2 separate regions of the Homo sapiens genome follow, and region 1 is linked to region 2. The links are chromatin contacts, found by Hi-C or POLR2A ChIA-PET in ENCODE. All regions are on one chromosome and are shown on one strand. The core of a region is the stretch at or near the end of the contact, and the rest is flanking DNA. Distances in the headings are between cores, read along the strand shown. Region 1 overlaps CDH13 (cadherin 13). Region 2 overlaps CDH13 (cadherin 13).

What was found. Hi-C counts contacts between places; a loop is a spot of excess contacts on that map. ChIA-PET counts read pairs that join two places held with the same protein, here RNA polymerase II (POLR2A). Pooled maps may share reads with other maps.
Region 1: a map with no recorded cell type shows a loop between it and region 2 (11-fold over the local background). The contact joins two enhancer-like sites. A Hi-C loop is called at or near these places in 1 of 168 maps with a recorded cell type or tissue (ovary), 2 of 37 single-sample maps with no recorded cell type and 1 of 50 pooled maps. POLR2A ChIA-PET finds 5 or more read pairs at or near these places in 1 of 52 experiments (H1).

What each region holds. Positions count from the first base shown.
Region 1 is chr16:83,743,356-83,746,055 of GRCh38, forward strand. All of the region lies in intron 10 of CDH13 (cadherin 13), which reads left to right. The region is part of intron 1 of CEDORA (CDH13 antisense oligodendrocyte and neuron associated lncRNA); the gene reads right to left. Among named protein-coding and RNA genes, the nearest start is that of CEDORA, 28 kb to the right of the region's middle. Within about 2 kb of position 1,381, at least 4 of the 41 ENCODE cell types and tissues checked have a DNase peak (open chromatin) inside an H3K27ac peak, as active enhancers do.
Region 2 is chr16:83,688,337-83,691,070 of GRCh38, forward strand. All of the region lies in intron 10 of CDH13 (cadherin 13), which reads left to right. All of the region lies in intron 1 of LOC124900603 (a long non-coding RNA gene), which reads right to left. Among named protein-coding and RNA genes, the nearest start is that of CEDORA, 83 kb to the right of the region's middle. Within about 2 kb of position 1,372, at least 2 of the 41 ENCODE cell types and tissues checked have a DNase peak (open chromatin) inside an H3K27ac peak, as active enhancers do.

The DNA.
Region 1 (2,700 bases), core at 131-2,630, 55 kb after region 2:
TTCCCTGGAAATGTGGCGCAGGCAGGCCTAACCGTGCTGAGTATTGTTTCTGAGGACTGCCTCCGAGTTCATGTCTCTAAGCATTTTATTGAATACAACTGCTTCTTTGACAAGAAACAAGCAAACATGCTAATTGTACAACAAAATTATGGCATCATGGGACAAAAAAGGAATGACAGAGGGAGCATCAAAGAGCATTGCTTGTACGCCAAACATGAAAGCCAAATTTATTTAATTCAGTTTTTATTTATCTTCTAAACTGAGTTGAGTAATCAGGCAATAGAATGCGGTTCATTTAAAACTTTCATTATTTCAAATATGTTGAACCACTACCAATCACTCCTGGATCAACAGGAAACTTGCTACCTGATGAGTTGCCTTTTTTCTTTTTTCTTTTTTTTTTTTTTTTTTTCTTTGCTTTTTCCATCCCCATGATTGTTCCAACAGAAGGAGAAAAGATGTAATAAACCTTTACCGGGCACCGTCTGCGTCCAGGCACTCTACTCGGCCCTGGGGGTGCAGAGCACACCACCCCAGCCTTAGGCATGAAAAACACTGTGTACCGAGAAGCCCAGCCCCTGGAATCCAGCATGCTGGTGCTACATTCCAGCTCTGTCTCTTATTAACTGGGCCGCTTTTGACAAGTTGCTAAGCCTCTCTGATTCTTGGTTACCTCAACCTTAAAACAAGGATGATACCCACTTCATCAGGTTGTCATGAGTCACAAAAATAAATGTAGTGATGCTCTTAAAGGGTTTAGCACCAAGCTGGGCCCAAGGAAGCATTCTGTGTGTCTATTGACCAACTTTTACCTATCCTGACACCAAGGAGCTTAGAGTTTAGTGGAGATGGCAGAGCCGTCAGGGCCCGTGTTAGGCTCCCAAAGGCATTTTTACCAGTGCATGTGCCTCGCACAGACCTAGTGAGGTGATTAATTCTACTGGGAAAGTCACACTGGATGAACGAGAGGAGACGTATGAGTGGGGTCTTGAAACAGTAAAAATTTGCCAGGTGGAAGCATAAATGACTCTTTAAATGAAAGCCTGGTGTTTTTAAAGCAGTTCATTCTCATGAGTAATTCATCGCTTCTGTTTTCACAAAATAGTGAAAGGATCATTGCAGCAGCAAGGGCATGTGGAAGCCCTGCGTTCGCCTCATCCGTTCTCCCCATCTGTCCCCTGTCACAGTTGCAGCATCAAAACATTGTTCCCCTAGGCTCTGCTGAGTCGGATGTTTCTGAAACATTCCAGGGGACCGTGTGAGTCACATCAGGGAGGACACACAGGGCCATGACCCCAGTGAGCCATTAACACACCCATAGCCTGACTCTGCAACGGCTCCCCCGAGGGCGCCCCGCACAAGACCAAGCCCTTTGTGTCAGCTTCAGTTTGCCCTCACAGCTACCCCAGAACACCACTGGGACTGTCCCCGAGTCACAGAGGAGGAAGTAGAAACACAGAGAAGTAGCTTGCCAGGCTCACTGTTAGAACCCAGGTCCTTTCCTCTCCAGAGTCCATGACTCTAACACTCATGTGATGCTGGCAATGTGAACGGCTGGGGGGAAGCAGCAGAGGGTGACAGCAGGCCTTGGCACCAGAGATCCAGCCTGCGAATCCCAACCATGCCCCATATTAGCCAATGATCTTGGCAAAGTTCACATATCTCTAGGCCTCTCAGTTCCTCATCTGTAAAAGGGGAGGAATAATATTATCAACCTCCCAGGGCTGGTGTGAGGGCTGAAGGCATAGATGCTGGAAGCTCCTGGAGCGGTGTCCAGCCGGCGCAATGTAAGGCTCGATGCTGCTGCAGCTGTGTTACTATTAATATTAAAGGGAGGCTGCACCCCGAGGCTGTTTTAGGAAAGAACAGGCCAGACGCCTTCCAGGAAGCATCAGCAGGAGCCTCTCCTGGCGTCCTTCTGCAGTTTGGGGGTCTGGTACATCCACTTTGCAGGACAAAAACTTGATTTGATTCTCAGGTCAGTTCACATGACCCCAACACAAAAAGGATTGATACCAACCCAGACCGCCTCTGTGTGAATTAAATTTACAACAGCGCTGTATCAGAGCATCTGTCAATGCTGACTGGAAGCCCAAAGACCTCCAGATGATTGGTTCTGAGACTCCAGGAGAGGCTGGGAACACTCGGAGGGGCTCTGGATGGTGGCCAGGCGAGGGTGGTAGGTGAATTGCTGTCTGTCCTGGGTCGCCATGAGGCTTGTGGTGACTGCATAGATGCCCATTCCCTTTGTCAGCCAGCAATTTCTTATTCCCTGGCTCCCCTTCTCAACAACCCAAGTTGACCATCCCTTCTTCAGTGACCACAGCCTCCCCCAGGTAACAATCCCATTGCAGCCCCCAAGATGACCTTTAAGTCATGGACAAGGGCAGTTCTTCTTCTCCTTGGCCACACAGGAGGCATCCCTCTGGCTTCCACCTACATCTGAATAATCCCACCCACCACACTTCGATTCAACTTAACTCTATCCTCAGAGGCCACCTTTTCTCAGAATTCGTATCTTCTTCGAAGTAAGATCCTTCAGGTGAAACATACCTGCTGACCACCCACCCTGAGTCACTAAGTTAGCTGGGAAGCAGCAGTTTTGAGTGTGGGTTCAGGGTCGCAGCTCCAAGGTCAGACCACCTGGGCCCACGTCCTGACTCTACGATTTGCGTAGCTGTTGGTTTGTGCCTCAGAGTC
Region 2 (2,734 bases), core at 122-2,621:
CAGGGGTTCAAAAATATGTAGTAGCCTACCATTTATTGGGAGGAAGGAGGATTTCTAATCCCAAAACCAGGTTTCAAAACCAGATTTAAGAGTTTAAATTGGGGTGACTCCCACCTTTTAAATTTTAATCAGAAGTTAAAGGCCAAATTGTAACATTTCTACCTGGGGAAATTAAGAGAAGGCCTTCATCTTCTAAACTATATTATTAACACTTCATCTTAATTAAATGTGGTTACTGACCTCAATAACAGGATCTGGGATGAGGTCATTTTTTTGGTTCTTGTTTTTAATGAGTTAAGATTTTTTTCTTTTTTAAGTCAACAAACACAGAGTTTGAAATGTAAATGGATTGTTTACAGTGGTGTCTTTGTAATTTTTAATTAAAGCGGTGTTGTTCCATTGTAAGTTTATGGTAGCAATACATTTTATTGCCTATTCTGCTGTGGAATTTTTAATTATTTATGCAAATATATTAGCACAGATGACTCTTGTTTTTAGTGGTCAGATGTTCTGTTATGAAGATGCTGGGGGAAACAAAGCCTCACAAATTAAACTATGGGATTTTTAAAGTTTTAAGGGCTTCACTGGCTAAAAATAGAATCCTGGCTTTTATAATGATCCAGAGACTGAAGATTTTCATTATTCATGTCAATTAAAGGTGCTCAGTTTGGCTAATATGAAACATCTGGCCGTTTGGGTAAATGGATGAAAGGCTATTTTACAAATCGACCACCTTTTTAACATCCATCTACATATGTTGTTATAAATTTGCCATAGGCCAGACTTTCATTATTGAAAACATGGTTTCAAATTGGCTATATTTGAATATAATTATCAGGGTCCTTCTTGTCAGCCTTAGAAATTAATCCTCAGAACCAATATAGAAAATATTGACAAATGTTAATATTGTTCCTTGACCAATATTTTCTAAGCTGTTAAATCTACTTAGCTTTTTTTTTAATAAACCCATTTGAAATAGATAAGGATTGCTATATAAGCTACTAACATAGCACTGATTGAAAAAGCCACACATTTCAGGATTGCAACAGAAGTCAGTTGCATAGGGAAAATAGCTGATTTATTATCTGAGTTTGTCTATCAATCACTAACACCAGTCAGCCAGCAAGCACGAGGAGCTTATCATGGCATTAACCCTAACACGGGTAATGAAACCACAGGCAGTGAGTCATGTAACTAATTCAAGAAATGCATTTCATCATCTGCTCCCAATCTGCTTTCCAAATGAATCTCAAAGCTTGTATTTTCAAGTGATGAGGCTCTAAACTACAGTCCTCCTACAAATGCTTAATTTGGGGATTTCCTCATGCATTCCAATAGCGTTGGCAGGAATCTCACTAGAAGATCCGACCTTATATGGCTGCTTCTAAGTATTCTTGGGTCCCTGAGTGTAGGCTGCACATGTGAAAGGAGGACCTGGGGATTTGGATTAGGGCTATGACCGGAAAACCTCTCTCTCCATTCATTCATCCCACACCTGCAACATACTGGGTGCTTTTCTAGGCATTGGGGGATAAAGTAGCCCCAGAAACAATTAAAAATATCTGTTGGCCGGGAGCAGTGGCTCACACCGGCAATCCCAGCACTTTGGGAGGCCAAGGTGGGTGGATCACCTGAGGTCAGGAATTTGAGACCAGCCTGACCAACATGGTGAAACCCCATCTCTACTAAAAATACAAAATTAGCCGGGCGCCTGTAATCCCAGCTACTTGGGAGGCTGAGGCAGAAGAACCACTTGAACCCGGGAGGCGGAGATGGTGGTGAGCCAAGATCACGCCACTGCACTCCAGCCTAGGCAACAAGAGCAAAAACTCCGTCTCAAAAAAAAGAAAAAGAAATCTGTTATCATCGAAATCATATTCCTGTGGAAGAGAGAAAATGAATGAGAGAATTAATAAATACAATAAGTAGCATAGTAACTGGTGATTAATGCAAAGAAAGGAAGCAGAGAAGGAAGGAGGGGAGCCATCACTCTAGATAGAGGGTCAGCAGAAGCCTCACCAGTGCTGTGATGCTTCAGTGAAGAATTGGAGGAAGTGGAGGTGAGCCACACAGCTATCCCGGGTGGAGAGGTCCAGGTAGAGGAAGCAAGTGGGAAGGCCCCGAGGCAGAGTGTGCAGGATTGTGCCCAGCGCACAGCAAGTTGGGGGATGGTGGGAAATGAGGCCGATGCTCCGGAGAAGATGGGGAAAGTGTTAAGCATGCTAGTGGGATTAGGAAAGGGGGCAATTAAGGGAAAGGGAGACAGAGGCAGAGCAGAGGACTGGAGTGTAGGGTAGCCATAGTAATCCAGGTAAGAGGCCATATGGGTCTGGGCAGGGATGGTTGCAGTGCAGGCAGTGAGAAGCTGCAGACACTGAATTTGTTGTTGTTGTTTTTATTTTTGAGACAGAGTCTGGCTATGTCTTTCTGGCTGGAGTACAGTGCCACGATTTTGGCTCACTGCTACCTCTGCCTCCCAGGTGCCAGTGATTCTCGTGACTCAGCCTCTGGAGTAGCTGGGATTACAGGCATGCACCACCACACCCAGCTAATTTTTGTATTTTTAATAAAGATGGGGCTTCACCATGTTGTCCAGGCTGGTCTGGAACTCCTGGCCTCAAGTGATCCACCTGCCTCGGCCTCCCAAAGTGCTGGGATAACAGGTGTGAACCACTGGGCCAGGCCCTGAATGTTTTGAAGGTACTGGTGACAGGGATTTGCTAACCAACTGTGC